Regions from separate parts of the Homo sapiens genome. Here region 2 is linked to region 1. A link is an interaction called in ENCODE POLR2A ChIA-PET data of the cell type or tissue named here. Cell type or tissue: IMR-90. All regions are shown on one strand. Each heading gives the region's core, and the rest is flanking DNA. Links, peaks and the distances in the headings are about the cores only.

The links. Peaks named below come from ENCODE experiments on the same cell type or tissue, not always from the same donor. Only the 100,000 strongest peaks of a DNase experiment are listed, where the experiment ranks them.
Region 2: POLR2A ChIA-PET joins it to region 1 with 8 read pairs; 11 of 35 experiments call an interaction of 5 or more read pairs at or near these places.

Annotation. Positions count from the first base shown.
Region 1 is chr7:111,754,438-111,758,834 of GRCh38, forward strand. It overlaps DOCK4 (dedicator of cytokinesis 4), which reads right to left. Exons shown (of 53, transcript NM_001363540.2): 41 at 4,187-4,353; 42 at 1,078-1,164. LOC124901727 (a long non-coding RNA gene) reads left to right here and starts at 2,537. Exons shown (of 2, transcript XR_007060479.1): 1 at 2,537-2,575; 2 at 2,811-3,825. It overlaps LOC124901726 (a long non-coding RNA gene), which reads left to right and starts at 4,307. Exons shown (of 2, transcript XR_007060478.1): 1 at 4,307-4,397. RefSeq lists an enhancer at 3,481-4,397. In IMR-90, for the core only: no CTCF peak of the experiment used is centred there; a DNase peak (open chromatin) is centred at 2,604; H3K4me3 peaks cover 259 bases; H3K27ac peaks cover 411 bases.
Region 2 is chr7:112,454,664-112,459,060 of GRCh38, forward strand. IFRD1 (interferon related developmental regulator 1) reads left to right here. Exons shown (of 12, transcript NM_001550.4): 2 at 1,100-1,204; 3 at 1,339-1,423; 4 at 2,251-2,375; 5 at 4,198-4,355. Among named protein-coding and RNA genes, the nearest start is that of IFRD1, 6.4 kb to the left of the region's middle. In IMR-90, for the core only: no CTCF peak of the experiment used is centred there; no DNase peak of the experiment used is centred there.

The sequences.
Region 1 (4,397 bases), core at 123-4,122:
TGTGACCTAAATAAGGTATGAATTACATTATATTTGCACAATTGGCACACTTCCTATCAGAGAACTATGGCAATGAAAGGGTGAGACCCAGGCTCAAAAACAAACACATTATTATTTCTGCAGTGAAACAAATGAACATTCACACTAAGTGAAATAAAGTTAATAAATGGCTATAATGGATGTAGCAAGGGAGGCTGTGAGACTGCAGGGCTATGGCTGACATCGAGGTGCTGTCGCTGGAAGAACAGCACAGACAGCTGGGTGGGGTCCCACCCTGGATGTGGCTGCCTTCAGCTGCTGCTCTCCCTGCTGTCCACAACTGGGGCCTGGAGCTGGGGTCACATTTTACAACCGGAGGGTTCTTGGGAGCTGTGGTTACCAGGTTCTACAGTGGCACCCACTGATCTACAGTGGGTGCTCCACCCAGGACTGCTCAGTGAGACTAATACGCTGCCATCCTTTCTACTGGGAACTGTAACAACACGGACTTACTGTGCATCGGGCACTGTGCAGAGACTTGACATTAGCCTCCTTCAGCCTGTAAGAAACCTACTGCTAGAAGAGAGTAATATAATTGGCTTTGGAATCAGAAATATCTGGGTTGGAGTCTCTCTTCAACATCTTGCTATGTGATCTTTGGCAAAGGCTTTTGACCTCTTGTCAAAAATTGCAAAAACAGGAATAAGAATATATACCTCATAGCTTTGATATGATGATTAAATAAGATAAAGCAGGTAGTATTAGCACTGGTATGATACACTAAGCACTGAAGGTCACACAGCTATAGTAATTAGGAGAGCTGGAATTCCAAGTCTTCTAACTCAAGGGCCTGAATAGTTTTTTTACATGTAGCAAATTGAGTTGTTTTCAAGGAATCCCTCCATCTGGACACATTAGGATAATATTAATATTCACCTTCTCAGCCTTGGTAATAGCGGTCAAGACCATAAACATTCACTATTTTACTATGAGTGCTTCCAGAGAATCTGGGTCGAAGGAGAAGTAATGAATATACGGCACAACTCCAAGTGAACAACTGTGATGAGAAAGTGCTTGAGAACAAGCTCTGATCCTTACCACTTCACGCTTTTCCACTTCAAACCAGCGAGAGATGCCAGGCAAACTCTGCACCAAGTATAATGACGTTCTCTCCACCCAGAGACTCTACAAAACACAAAACACATTAAGTCTCCCAAGTTGCCCTTCTTTCTAGCTACTTCCATGACTAGTGTTTGTCGGTCACTGTTACCAGGCTTTGCTTATTCCTGTCAGCCTTTCTTTAGTCTTCATTCAAGCACTCATGAAACTATCACAGTGAGAGATTGCTGAAGCTGATTTTAACAATTCCACTGTATGTCATCAAACTTTTTTCCATGTGGAATAAATGAGCTCCTACTTCAAACAGCAAGCTTAAAAATACAAAAATAGGCTATCATGTTATTTTCTTTGCTACTTCTCCAAGATTCTAATTCAAACTCTCTTCACTCCTTAACATCTAACCACTTATATCCAGAAGGGTCAGCCAGTCAATGTATCAGCCTGTCAACGTAGAATTAGAACAACAGAGTCCTAAGGGAAGCAAAGGCTTTAGGAACCACACAGCATGATCTATGTTAAGGATGAGGACACAGCCGGGCACGGTGGCTCACGCCTGTAATCCCAGCACTTTGGGAGGCCAAGGCAGGCAGATCATGAGGTCAGGAGATCAAGACCATCCTGGATAATATGGTGAAACCGCGTCTCTGCTAAAAATACAAAAAAATTAGCCGGGCATGGTGGCGGGCACCTGTAGTCCCAGCTACTTGGGAGGCTGAGGCAGAAGAATGGCGTGAACTTGGGAGGTGGAGCTTGCAGTAAGCCGAGATCGCCCCACTGCACTCCAGCCTGGGCGACAGGGCGAGACTCCTTCTCAAAAAAATTATTTTTTTTTGAAGACACTAGGTCTTAAAGCAGCAATGTGACTTGCTCAAAAGCTACACTACCGATAGAGCCAGCATTAGAACCTACCCACTAGGACCTCTGACTCCTTGTCAGTTGCTAAATCTACTGTGCCACATTTTCTTGTGCTTGTTTGAACTGCTGTTAATAGAGGCAAATCTGTATTTTAGAGCCAGGGCTTCCTCTGGCCGGGACGAGCAACCCCAGGACATGTGAAACCATGCTGCCTTTGGTATGAGCTGCTGTTGATGACACGTTTCTTTTTTGTCAACCAGGTTTTAGTATCTACGCCTCATCTTTCTTACTTAAACCAAGTGTATTCCCAAGAGGATAATACACTTTACAAAATTCCTGAAATAGTGCCATTTACTCAAACCACAACAAAAAAAAAAATGGAAGAGTTTCTTTGAGCCAGCCAAGCTGTGCTGAGATGAATAGGGCAGAGATCTTGTGACAAGAGCTCGCAGTGTTCTGGTGGTGACAGGGAGGTAAGCAGATGAATAAGAGCTCAGAGTGAAGAGAAAGGGATGTTCAAGGCTTTGGGGGCCAACAGAGGGGGATGCAGGCACACACGCCAGCCTGCGGGAGGAGGACAGCAGTTCTCAGAGGGGGTGACGCGTGAGCTGCATTCTGAGGAGTGAGTAGGAGTTTGCCAGGAGGAGAGTGGGGGTAGCAGCGCTGGCAGGAGGAGCGGCTTGCGAAAGGGCTTGGCGGGAGAGGAAGAGAGAAGCTGAGTGTCGCGGAGGCTGAGAGGGAGGAGGGGTGAGTGGGTTGTGGTGGAGATGAGGCTTCTGGAGGGCAGTTTGGAGCCAGATTCTGAGGGCTATAAAGCAGAGGAATCAGGAGCCAGATTTATTATTATTATTTTTTAGGGAGATTGCTGCGCCACTGATACAGATTTAAAGTGACAGCCACAACGAAATGTAGTACGGTGGAAAAAACAATGGAGAAGGAGGCAGAAAATGTGAGTTCTAGGACTGGAGCTACCGGTAACTAGAAGGTGACTTTGAACAAGTCAATTGCCTGATTTCAGTGATTTCTGACTATGATTTCACTAAAAGCAACTGCAAGAAGAACTATATCATCAACTAGCTATATCTTCTTTAATTGATTTTGGAAGGCACAAAGAATAAGTTTCCAGAAAAAACAAGAACATGATCATGGATCTTTTTAATACTATCCCATTGTTGTTTTCCAGTGGCCTCCTTGCCTTGATATTTAGCCCATCAAATCTCTGGGCACAAGGGACTGCTCTTTATTCAATCCTGTCATAACTCTGCAAAACCTTCCCCTTCTGATCTCCTCTCGGTTGTGAATGATCCCTGGAAATACTTCGGGGAGTACTGGGAACTGACACCGGCAGAGCTGACCAAGTGAGTTAACATGAGACAATCGTGTTAGGAGCACATTTCCTAGCTTAAGCAGGGAACATCTGTGATGAAAAATGCTAAGCCAATTAACTCACAAAAATAAGCTAATTTTGCATTCTTTGTTTAGATATGAAATACTAACTGGGGGGGGTGTCACTATGTCATTGTTTGCAAAGAAAGGGGCAGACTCTACTGAACAATCTTGCCTCTTTTCTGCAGTGGGGCTATGAGAAACCTTGTCCCATTCTGGCTGAGGGTGCTGAAGTAGGAAGGCGTGTTGGAACTACTGAGAGCAGAGAACTCAACACACACAAAGAATCCAAAATTTGCTTTTACTCGGAGTCCTGAGAAGTTCTAATTACACACTGTTCTAACAAGAACAAGCAGCAAAGATGGCACATAACTTACCCAACGTACCAGCAGTCTACCCAACTGTTCTCTGTCTTCAGGAACTCCTTTTCTCTGTTCATTATGTATTCTTTATTCATTGAACTTTACGTGAAAATAAACATCCCAAGATTCCCACAATTGGTTCAACATAAATGAATAAGAGGACTGACTTCAGCCAGGAGTTCTCAAAGACTGGTCTAAGAACCACCAGCATTAGAATTGTTACAAAAAAGCTGATTTTAGGACCTCCTCCCAGACCAACTGAGTCAGAATTCCTGAGCTGGGCACCAGAAATCTGCTTGGTTAGGGAGCACTCCATGTCACTCTGATGCACGTGGAGCTGCAGAACCACTAGACTAAATGATTTATATAGTCCCTTCTGTTTCTGTCACTTGACACTATTCTGAGTAAATATTTACCAAGGGCTGTGCCCCAAGGGGCTCGCAGTCTATCTGAGGAGTTAGCATGTAATAAGAATTGCATGGTACCTTGAATTCATTCTCTTTATCTTTTGTGCCTTTGTGAAATGGTCGGTCATAGCGGAATTTCCAGATGTGATTCACTTTATAGAAGCTTTTGATGTTGTCCGGAACACCCTCTCTCTGCAGGACCTCCTGGCTCTCTGGAATGGGAGTCACAGCATATATCTGCAAATCTAGGATTCAAGAGTCAAGGAGAGAACCTGACTTGGCAAACTCC
Region 2 (4,397 bases), core at 181-4,180, 700 kb after region 1:
CTTAACATAAGACATGTGTAACCTAAAAACCCATTCACCAGTTCATGTTTGCTAAGTCCAGCCATTCTCATTGGAAAATATATTTGTCTTATTCTTATGATTATCTATGATACAACACTATTTCTGGATCTGTTTTCATTGTCTTCATGATTTGAAATCATGGTCTAGAAATAATTATTTCATCTTCATATCAGTTTTTTTTTTTTTTTTTTTTTTTTTTTGAGACAAGGTCTTGGTCTGTCGCCCAGGCTGGAGTGCAGTGGCACCATCTTGGCTCACTGCAACGTCTGCCTCCGAGGCTCAAGCGATTCTTCTGCCTCAGCCTCCCGAGTAGCTGGGACTATAGGCACGCACCACTACACCGGGCTAATTTTTGTATTAGTAGAGACGGGGTTTCACCATGTTGGCCAGGCAGGTCTCAAATTCCTGACCTCAAGTGATCTGTCCGCCTCAGCCTCCCAAAGTGCTAGGATTACAGGCGGGAGCCACCGCGCCCACCTTTGTATCAGTTTTTGTGTCATAAAAAAATGAGTGCGTCGGCTGGGCTCAGTGGCTCACACCTGTAATCTCAGCACTTTGGGAGGCCGAAGTGGGTGGATCACGAGGTCAGGAGTTCGAGACCAGCCTGACCAACATGGTGAAACCCTGTCTCTACTAAAAATACACAAAAAATTTGTCAGGCGTGGTGGTGTGCGCCTGTAATCCCAGCTACTCAGGAGGCCGAGGCAGGAGAATTGCTCGAACCCAGGAGGTGGAGGTTACAGTGAGCCAAGATTGTGCCACTGCACTGCAGCCAGGGCGACAGGGAGGCTCTGTCTCAAAAAAACAAAAAAAACAAAACAAAACAAAAAAAAGAATGCCTCTTGTTAGAGGACTGATGCGTATAGTTGATGTATCATTGGTCCTTTGAAATACGTAATTAGGTGAACTTAGTTTAAGAATATTTAAGTATGTTCACTTGTGATAAAATCTCTTTTTATAAAATGAGTCTGTGGTTTTATTACTGGATTTCTCTTTAAGTAAACTTAAAAATTCCAAAGTTAAATATTTAGGTATATGGCAATAAAATAATTTACCTCTTTCCTCTTTTACCTAATAGGTGGCCAGCATCGAAATGTTCAGCCTTTTAGTGATGAAGATGCATCAATTGAAACAATGAGCCATTGCAGTGGTTATAGCGATCCTTCCAGTTTTGCTGAAGATGGTATGAGTTTTAAATTTAAATTTGCAACTTTAGATAAAATGTTTCAGGTGGAGGAATTCTTGTAGCTAAAGTATACTATTATTCCCTGTTTTTTTTCTTTTAAATTACGATGGCTGTTTTATATTATTTCTTAGGACCAGAAGTCCTTGATGAGGAAGGAACTCAAGAAGACCTAGAGTACAAGTTGAAGGGATTAATTGACCTAACCCTGGATAAGAGGTAGGCAATACTGGAAACTCCATTCTGTGTGAGTCTATGCTTGATCTTAGTCAAAAGCTAAGAGAAATGATTATTCTGTGTGATTCTAATCAGTTACCTTACATGTATATAATTTGTGCAGCTCTCAGATAATAGCAATATATTTTTCCTAAAGGTTAATTTGTTTACTTTGGATGTTTCTTATTCCGTTGGACTTTAATGTGGGTAGTAACATGCCATTAGAATTTAGATTGAGTCAGATTAGTCATTATTCTAGCATAATAGCACATACATAGCTGTATTTGATTATAATAGAAATGAATTTGTTGAATTAAAAGTTAATCTTCAACTAGAAATGATAACGAAACCTTGCTTTAAGCTGCTTGTCCACTAATGTTATGATATGAAAAAATGTCAAAGCTAGATTGTTTCTTTTCACTATAGCTTCAGAACTGACCTTAATAGAATTAAAAAGCCCTGAAGATGCAATTCTAGACTTTTATAGTTTTAAAAAAAGTGTAAATTTACTTAAATATGTAATATAGGAAAACAATACATTAAAACTATACTTGTACATTGAAACGATAAAATATTATGTAAGCATTTAAAGTTGTGGCTATCAAACTAAGAAAAATGCCATGATATAAAGCAGCCTTAAGTGTTTTGTGTAACAAGGTGAGTCATAGATGGAAATTAAATTATATTATTGACAAATGGTTAGAGCTTGATGAGAATTAGATTTAAAAAATCTATACATAGGTAAAGTTTAGAAGGAAATAAGATTTTAAAAAGTTATTTATTGTATACTCCAACTGGATCTTCTTTCTCTTACATTGGGTGTTAAATAGTGCGAAGACAAGGCAAGCAGCTCTTGAAGGTATTAAAAATGCACTGGCTTCAAAAATGCTGTATGAATTTATTCTGGAAAGGAGAATGACTTTAACTGATAGCATTGAACGCTGCCTGAAAAAAGGTAATGCCCTTATTTTTGAGTCACAGACGTACAACTAATAAGGAGTGTGTTATCTTCTTTTCAGTAACATTTAGTAATAGCACTGGAACACTGGCCCACTCTTAAAATTTTCTAATAGTCAAGGAGTGCACCATCTTGTTATGGCTCAAAATGAGACTTGTTAGAACTTTGTTTTTGTATTACGTAAACCAAAAAAAAATAGCTTGAAACTAAGAAGGATTAGGGTAGATTGTCATCAACCTTTTTTGTATCAGAAGAGGTGATGGTCATTCTCTTGTTATACCAGAAAAGCTTGAAAGTGTGTGTCAGACATCTAGCTCATTTTCCCTTGCACTTATATAAAACATTGATTGTACCTGTAAATTACATCATTTTCAGGATATCCCTTGGAATACTTGAATTCTAGAACTTTGTAATAGAAATTCTGGAATTCAAATTGTTACAGTGATAGAACTTTTAAGACCAAAGAGAAATCTTAAAGATAATTTTATCAGACCTTAAAGTCCAGTGTTAGTAGGCTTACTAGATTTAGGAACCACCAAATTTAAAAAGACTTGTGACTCGGCATGGTGGTTCACATCTGTAATTGTGGCACTTTGGGAGACCGAGGTGGGAGGATTGCTGGAAGCCAGGAGTTGGAGACCACCTGGGCAACAAAGCGATACTTGGTTTCTATTATAACAAACAAAACAAAACGAGATTTGGTGTCTGCCAACTTATTCAGCCAAGTAAGAACATTATGAAAATAATTATCCTCCACTATCATTATTTTATTAGCAAAATATTATAGCACCAAAAATGTAGAAATGCACTTTTAAAAAATTGAATGAACTAATAAGCTTTATATCCTTATTTTTCTCATTTTACCTGAGAGTAAAAATTTTGTTGTAAGTGAAACCTTTGATCAAATTCACTCTTCCATTGAATAGAATAAAGAAAGGCCTAGGAAAACTGAGGTGGGTCTAAGCTGATATATCTTGTTATTGGTATAGTTGATAGCAGACCCAACTTTTTAAAGATAACACAATGGCGCTATTAAAGGTGTTTTACATTCAAACTATATGCTATAATGGTTGTTGGACTAGATGACCTTTAAAAATTCCATTTTAGTTTGCGTATTTTTTACATTTTTAATTTATCAGGTAATAATTTAAGCTCAGTATTTGCCCCACACTTGTGGTGTATACAGTTCTCAAGAGTTAATTTATATGTACCTTTATATAAATGTATTTTTTGTACCACTGCATTCCAGCTTGGGCGACAGAGTGAGACCCTGTCTCAAAAAAAAAAAAAAATAAATAAAGTTAATAAATGTATTTTTTACGGTTTTAAAGAGTTATTTTTAATCCCGTATTTATTTTTAAAAATGTTGGTAGGGAAACCCTGAAGGTTTACCTAATGGACTGTGTACATCCGAAATGCTTAGGAGATTAATTCAAGGGCAATTTGAGCACTGTTTATATGAGTACATTAAGGAGTTTGAAGATAGAAATTGGCTTGAAACACATTTAGTTGAACTGTTAAAATAATCCCTTAAGATAGATACTAATCTCCATTTTACAGATGAGGAATTCTATTTAGAGAATAAGAGTAACTAATCGATGATCATTTGGCTAATAAGTGGGATCTAGGATTTGAGTGAGGTCTGTTTCTATAGTTTGAGCTCTTTAGCCTAAGTTTGTAACTTACATCAAAGCCTGGAGCATGGGGTTTCAAAAATGGTAAATGCTATTTTGTCATTGATCAAATTTGGGAAATAACTGTCTTAGTAAGTTAGTCTACTGAAAAGACTATCGTGATTGCATCTTGGCTGCTTTTATAGGTAAGAGTGATGAGCAACGTGCAGCTGCAGCGTTAGCATCTGTTCTTTGTATTCAGCTGGGCCCTGGAATTGAAAGTGAAGAGATTTTGAAAACTCTTGGACCAATCCTAAAGAAAATCATTTGTGATGGGTCAGCTAGTATGCAGGCTAGGCAAACTGTAAGTATAAGATATTTACATTTATAGATCTGTCTATTCATG